Regions from separate parts of the Homo sapiens genome. Here region 2 is linked to region 1. A link is an interaction called in ENCODE POLR2A ChIA-PET data of the cell type or tissue named here. Cell type or tissue: CD4-positive, alpha-beta T cell. All regions are shown on one strand.

Region 1 (4,000 bases):
GCAGCACCTGTCGGGGAGGCTTGGGCTGCATGGGAGCCCACTGTGGGGGTCTCGGGCATGGCGGGCTGCAGATCCCAAGCCCTGCGCCACAGGGAGGCAGCTGAGGCCTGGCAAGAATTCGAGCATGACACAGGTGGGCCAGCAGTGCTAGGGGACCCAGTGCACCCTCCGCAGCTGCTGTCTCAGTTGCTAATCCTCTCACTGCCTGGGGCTGGCGGTGCTGGCCGGCCACTCTGAGTGCGGGGCCTGCTGATCCCGTGCTACCCGAAACTCGTGCTGGCCCACGAGCACCGCATGCAGCCCCAGTTCCTGCCCGTGCCTCTCCGTCCACACCTCCCCGCAGGCAGAGGGAGCTGGCTCCAGCCTCAGCCAGCCCAGAGTGGGGCTCCCACAGTGCAGCGGCAGGCTGAAGGGCTCCTCAAGCGTGGCCAGAGTGGATGCCGAGGCCAAGGACGTGCCAAGAGCGAGCAAGGGTTGCAAGCACATTGTCACCTCAATTTCAACCTTGGTGAATCTGATGATTATGTGTCTTGGGGTTGCTCTTCTTGAGGAGTATCTTTGTGGTGTTCTCTGTATTTCCTGAATTTGAATGTTGGCCTGTCTTGCTAGGTTGAGGAAGTTCTCCTGGATAATATCCTGAAGAGTGTTTTTCAGCTTGGTTCCATTCTCCCCATAACTTTCAGGTACACCAGTCAAACGTAGATTTGTTTTTTTCACATAGTCCCATATTTCTTGGAGGCTTTATTCATTCCTTTTCATTCTTTTTTCTCTAATCTTGTCCTCTTGCTTTATTTCATTAAGTTGACCTTCAATCTCTTATATCCTTTCTTCTGCTTGATCAATTCAGCTATTGATACTTGTGTATGCTTCACAAAGTTCTTGTGCTATATTTTTCAGCTCCATCAGGTCATGTATGTTCTTCTCTAAACTGGTTATTCTAGTTAGCAATTTGTCTAACCTGTTTTCAAGGTTCTTAGCTTCCTTGCATTGGGTTAGAACATGCTCCTTTATAAAGCTCGGAGGAGTTTGTTATTACCCACCTTCTGAAGCCTACTTCTATCAGTTCGTCAGACTCATTCTTCATCCAGTTTTGTTCCCTTGGTGTTGAGGAGTTGTGATCCTTTGGAGAAGAGGCATTCTGGTTTTTGGGATTTTCACCCTTTTTGCATTGGTTTCTCCCCATCTTCTTGAGTGTTTCTACGTTTGGTCTTTGAAGTTGGTGACCTTCAGATGGAGTGTCTGAGTGGATGTCCTTTCTGTTGATGTTGATGCTATTCCTTTCTGTTTGTTAGTTTTCCTTCTAACAGTCAGGCTCCTCTGCTACAAGTCCACGGGAGTTTGCTGGAGGTCGACTCCAGACCCTGTTTGCCTGGGTATTAGCAGCAGAGGCTGCAGAACAGCAAAGATTGCTGCCTGTTCCTTCCTTTGGAAGCTTCATCCCAGCAGGGCACCCACCAGATGCCAGCCAGAGCTCTCCTGTATGAGGTGTCAGTTAGCCCCTATTGGGAGGTGTCTCCCAATCAGGAGACACGGGGGCCACAGACCCACTCAAGGAGGCAGTCTGACCCTTAGCAGAGCTCGAACCCTGTGCTGGGAGATCCACTGCTCTCTTCAGAGCTGTCAGGCAGGGATGTTTAAGTCTACTGAAGCTGTGCCCACAGCCACCCCTTCCCCTGGGTGCTCTGTCCCAGGGAGATGGGGGTTTTATCTATAAGCCCCTGACTGGAGCTGCTGCCTTTTTCTTTTCAGAGATGGCCTGCCCAGAAAAGAGGAATCTAGAGAGGCAGTCTAGCCACAGCAGCCTTGCTGAGCTGCGGTTGGCTCCACCCAGTTTGATCTTCTGAGTGGCTTTGTTTACACTGTGAAGGTAAAACCACCTGCTCAAGCCTCAGCAATGGTGGATGCTTCTCCCTCCACCAAATTCTAGTATCCCAGGTCGAGCTCAGACTGCTGTGCTGGCAGTAAGAATTTCAAGCCAGTGGATCTTAGCTTGCTGGGCTCCATGGGGGTGGGACCTACCGAGCCAGGCCACTTGGCTCCCTGGCTTAAGCCCCCTTTCCAGGGGAGTGAACAGTTCTGTCTCGCTGGCATTCCAGGTGCATCTAGGTTATGAAAAACAAAAAACAAAAAAACTTCTAAAGCTAGCTCAGTGTTTGCCCATACAGCCGCCCAGTTTTGTGCTTGAAACCCAGGGCCCTGGTGGCGTAGGCACAAGAGGGAATCTCCAGGTCTGCGGTTTGTGAAGACTATGGGAAAAGCACAGTATCTGGGCCGGAGTGCACTGTTCCTCACGGCACAGTTTCTAATGGCTTCTCTTTGTTAGGAGAGGGAGTTCCCTGACCCCTTGTGCTTTCTGGGTGAGGCAACACCCCACCCTTTTTCGGCTTGCCCTCAATGGGCTGCACCCACTGTCCGATCAGTCTCAATGAGATGAACCGGTTACCTCAGTTGGAAATGCAGAAATCACCTGCCTTCTGCATCGATCTCACTGGAAGCTGCAGACCTGAGCTGTTCCTATTCGGTCATCCTGCCAGCAATCTCCAAATTATTTATTTTATTGCTCATGTCATCAGTTTGATATACAGTTAATTTTCTTCAATTTGATTCAATTTTTTAGGGATTCATGTTTTTCCATTTTAATTTTTTTACTTTTTTTTTTTTTTTTTGAGACAGAGTCTCACTATCTCCCAGGCTGGAGTGCAGTGGTGCGATCTCGGCTCACTGCAAGCTCTGCCTCCCGGGTTTACGCCATTCTCCTGCCTCAGCCTCCCAAGTAGCTGGGACTACAGGCGCTCGCCACCACACCTGGCTAATTTTTTGTATTTTTAGTAGAGACGGGGTTTCACCGTGTTAGCCAGGATGGTCTCGATCTCCTGACCTCGTGATCCACCCGCCTCGGCCTCCCAAAGTGCTGGGATTACAGGTGCAAGCCACCGTGCCCGGCCAATTTTTTCACTTTTTAATTATGTACAACAATAGTTGAAACCATACATATACTCAGGAGTGGAATATAATTAGCAAATATTTTCTTCAGATTGTTATTTGTCTTTGTTTATGGTGATTTTTTGACATGTGTAAGTCATTCAGATATATTTTTATGTAGCTAAATTTATTAATATTTAACTTGCTTTTGGAATTTGGGCTTTATTTATGACAGTTTTTCTGTTTCCAGATTAAAGAGGAATACATCATTAATGACAAGATATGAAATGCAAATGCACACATTAAAAAAACCCTAAGTATCATTAGCCTTTCGGGAAATACAAATCAAAACTACCATGAGATAACATTGTATAGATAGATAACATCCATTTGATTGATTAAAAAGGAAATATATGGATATATCAAGTGATGTAAAGACTGAGGAATAATTGGGATTTTCATACACTGCTGGTAAACAATAAAAATAATATACCCACACAAAAAATAAAAAAAGGAGGAATACATCTATTTTTAATTCAAATATATGGTATGAGTCATTGTGTTTAGATCTTGCATCCATCTGGAAATTATTATTTAGTAGTATTTTATTTTAAAATATCAGATGCTTTTTTTCTTCCCAGATGCTGTTTTAGATATTAGAGATATAATGGTGACAAGATCAACAATATCTAGTTTCTCTCAGAGCTAATGTTCCTGTAAGGGGAGACAGCCCACAAAGATGATTTTAAATAAAGGTAAATGCCATAAAGACGGTGAAAGAAGATGATGTGACAAGGAGGGACTGAAGAGATGCCTCTCTGATAAGATGATATTTGAGTGATTCTTGCATCACATGAAGAGGACAACTATATCAGGCTCTGGGACAGAACTATCCAAGCCAAGGGAATACTTAGTACAAAGGCACTGAGGAGCAATAGCCCCTAACACTTATTAAATGTTTACTATGAACCAGACACAATGCCAAAACACTTCCTCTGCATTATCTCATTTATTTCTTACAACTACCCTTTGAATTAGGTAACAGTAATCATCCTATTTTGAATATGAGGACACTGAG
Region 2 (4,000 bases), 150 kb before region 1:
TTTAAAAAAAATAAATACATAATAAAAAATATAAAAAATTTCTCCAGAGACCTCTGTGGTTTTTCAGGGATGGCATAAATGACATTAGAGGGTGACATCAGTGGGAATGATGGAATAAGGACCTCTAAAAATCCTCTCCTTCATCAAAGTGACAAGAACACTGAAAAAAGCCAAAATAAACATTTTCCAAAACTCCAAAAATTAACCAAAAATTTGCAACAATCTGAAGATTTATTCCAGAGAAACAGCTGAATCTGTTTGTTTTTTTGTCCATGACCTGTTGAAAAAGCAGCTGAAACTTTCTGAGAATAGTGAGCTTTGTGGTATTGTGACTTGCCCTATCCGTAGTGGCCTCTCCGCAGCTCCGTGGTATAAACCAACAGTCCTACAATCATGGTGAAAGCCAGGAGCCTAGCAACTATTGGACAGGCAGTATGGGTTTGGAGCTCCCTGAAAGCAATATTCTCAGAGGTTTGTTGCTATTTGACATGTCTGGCAGTTCCCTGTGAACCCCAACGCTCACAGCTTTTTTCAGATGATCTTAGTCAGGGCTTGCTTACTGTGCAAAGCCATTTCCCCCAGTCATCTGCTGAAAACAGTCAGCATCGATTAATACATCATAGCTGCCTGACATGGCAACGATATTTAGGGCAAACAAAAACCTAAACAAAACATTTAAAAGGATCAGCTGGGGGATGAGATGTCCATAGACAGCTTTGAAAGCTCTGACAAATTTCTAAGAATCTAGAAGGCTACATGTTTGCATATAGCTGTGGACATGCCCAGGGAAGTACGAGAAGACTCTAACAAGATCTCCGATCCAATTGACCTTGAGGCTGCACACACACAGGAAATGAAGGTTAAGGCAGAGTTGTAAACTACCTGCCTAAAAACTGAAAGCATGACCTAATACAAACACAAAGCCCCTCAGCAAAGGCTAGGAGGTGAATGGTTCCAGACATTTAAGGATCGCTAAGCTAATTGATCAGAGACTTCAGTGGTCACTTTATGAGTATGCTTAAAACAACTTAACTGTACACTTTACAAGGGTAAATTTTATGGGTGTATTATATTGCAATAAAAAAACTATTCATAATTAATGCACAAAAGATAAGCTAAAACAATAATTGGCAAAGGTATGATAGGCAATGCATAGGAGGAATATGAGTGGTCAACAAACATATGCAAACTTATGTTAATCATCAATCTTAAGAGAAATCATTAATTTTCTATTAAATGAGATTTTAAAAGAAAGAAAGAATTATAGAGCCTGCTCTCTGACACTGACCCTTGAACTAAGTAGGCAGTATTACCTCTCCCTGCTCGGAGGAAGGCAATACCTAAAACCTTTGGCCTTCATCTTGTCCAAAGACTCCCCCACTGATACCCACAAATTTATAAATTTGTATAAACCTCTTTGCCCCTATCATTGGTTGACTAGAATAAATACCACACACAAGCCAGCCTGGTACCAAATTTTATGCCCCCACCTTGGTTCCCAAAGGTTGTGCCCACACAAGGCCTATCTCTTTCCCACAAATGGCACCCAATGTTCCTGCAACTTGAGTCTACAAATGTTGCTTCCAGTTATGATGCCTGGCTGGCCAAGGACCTCTGGTAAATTCTCTGCATTCTTGGAATAGATTTGGTACGTGTTGGTGTAGTGATCAAGGTCATTTGTCATCTCCTGGATGGCTCCAAAAAGAAAAAGAACAGACTTTGAAACACTAGAGAACTTATGCAGATAGAAAAGTTGTTCATCCCAACTCTGACAAAAATATCACCAAAAAATGGGCTCATGTCCCAGTTAGAGAACAGTCACTCCTACCTGGTCTTGTGGCCAGATGAGGACTGTGTTGAAATTAGGCACCTGTCCACTCGCACCTGAAGCTTGAATGCGTTCCTCTGCTTTATATGGAAAACAGTACATAATCTGTAGCATAAATCTGTAGCAGCTCAAAGAATAGGAAGAGTCAAGACCCTGGAAAAAGCAACAAAGCATTCTTCAATAAATTCACAGACTCTTATGGCTGCCAGTGTTGGAGTCTGTACAGCATATTCACCAACTGGTATCTGCTCGAAGAGCTTGAGTTACAGGGAATTTGTTACTTTCAAAGGCAACCAAATATGCCCTTGTTCAGCTCTAACAATTTTTAAAAACATTTGTCATTTGTAACTGGTATTCTACCTCTTTCATTTTTCTTTTTAATCACAGTCTGGGGCCATGGAAAATCATCATTCATTTTCACCCTATGGAACTTGACGTGGCTGAAAGCCACTGCCTTAGTAATAATTATGATTCTTCAGTAAGCAAACCTTATATTCCAGCCACAGTCCTAGGCACTTTACTTGCATTATCTAATTTAATTCTTTTTTAATATACTTTAAGTTCTGGGATACATGTACAGAACGTGCAGGTTTGTTACGCAGGTATACATGTGCCACGGTGGTTTGCTGTACCCATCAACAAGTCATCTACATTAGGTATTTCTCCTAATGATATCCTTCCCCTAGCCCCCCACTCCCCGACAGGCCACAGTGTGTGGTGTTCCCCTCCCTGTTTCCATGTGTTCTCATTGTTCAACTCCAACTTATGATTGAGAACATGCAGTGTTTGGTTTTCTGTTCCTGTGTTAGTTTGCTGAGAATGATGGCTTCCAGCTTCATCCATGTCCCTGCTTATCCTTTTTTATAGCCGCATAGTATTCCATGATGTATATGTGCCTCATTTTCTTTATCCAGTCTACCACTGATGGGCATTTGGGTTGGTTCCAAGTCTTTGCTATTGTGAATAGTGCTGCAAAGGGATTGCTGGGTCAAATGGTATTTCTGGTTCTAGATACTTGAGGAATCACCACACTGTCTTCCACAATGGTTGAACTAATTTACACTCCCACCAACAGTGTAGAAGCATTCCTATTTCTCCACATCCTCTCCAGCATCTGTTGTTTCCTGGCTTTTTAATGATTGCCATTCTAACTGGCATGAGATGGTATCTCATTGTGGTTTTGATTTGCATTTCTCTAATGACCAGTGATGATAAGCTTGTTTTCAGATGTTTGTTGGCCGCATAAATGTCTTCTTTTGAGAAGTGTCTGTTCATAACCTTTGCCCAATTTTGATGGGGTTGTTTGTTTTTTTCTTGTAAATCTGTTTAAGTTCTTTGTAGATTCTGGATATTAGCCCTTTGTCAGATGCATAGATTGCAAAAATTTTCTCCCATTCTGTAGGTTGCCTCTTCACTCTGATGATAGTTTCTTTTGCTGTGCAGAAGCTCTTTAGTTTAATTAGATCCCTTTTGACAATTTTGGCTTTTGTTGCCATTGCTTTTGGTGTTTTAGTCATAAGGTCTTTGCCCATGCCTAGATCCTGAATGGTATTTCCTAGGTTTTTTTCTAGGGTTTTTTTTTTTTATGGTTTTAGGCCTTATGTTTAAGTCGTTAATCCATCTTGAGTTAATTTTTGCATAAGGTGTAAGGAAGGGGTCCAGTTTCAATTTTCTATATAAGGATAGCCAGTTTTTCCAATATCATTTATTAAATAGGGAATCCTTTCCCCATTTCCTGTTTTTGTCAGGTTTTCAAAGATCAGATGGTTGTAGATGTGACATTATTTCTGAGGCCTCTGTTCTGTTCCATTGGTCTATGTATCTGTTTTGGTGCCAGTACCATGCTGTTTTGGTTACTGTAGCCTTGTAGTATAGTTTAAAGTAAGGTAGTATGATACCTCCAGCCTTGTTCTTTTTGCTTAGGATTGTCTTGGCTATACAGGCTCTTTTTTGGTTTCATATGAAATTTAAAGTAGTTTTTTCCAGTTCTGTGAAGAAAGTCAATGGTAGCTTGATGGAGACAGCGTTGAATCTATAAATTACTTTGGGCAGTATGGCCATTTTCACAGTATTGATTCTATCCATGAGCACAGAATGCTTTTCCATTTGTTTGTGTCCTCTCTTATTTTGTTCAGCAGTGGTTTGTAGTTCTCCTTGAAGAGGTCCGTCACA

What was found. Peaks named below come from ENCODE experiments on the same cell type or tissue, not always from the same donor. Only the 100,000 strongest peaks of a DNase experiment are listed, where the experiment ranks them.
Region 2: POLR2A ChIA-PET joins it to region 1 with 5 read pairs; 2 of 35 experiments call an interaction of 5 or more read pairs at or near these places.

Annotation. Positions count from the first base shown.
Region 1 is chr11:58,528,274-58,532,273 of GRCh38, reverse strand. The region is part of intron 7 of LPXN (leupaxin); the gene reads left to right. Among named protein-coding and RNA genes, the nearest start is that of OR5B21, 22 kb to the right of the region's middle. In CD4-positive, alpha-beta T cell, no CTCF peak of the experiment used is centred here; a DNase peak (open chromatin) is centred at 1,823; H3K27ac peaks cover 963 bases.
Region 2 is chr11:58,683,015-58,687,014 of GRCh38, reverse strand. No RefSeq gene overlaps it. Among named protein-coding and RNA genes, the nearest start is that of GLYAT, 47 kb to the left of the region's middle. In CD4-positive, alpha-beta T cell, no CTCF peak of the experiment used is centred here; no DNase peak of the experiment used is centred here.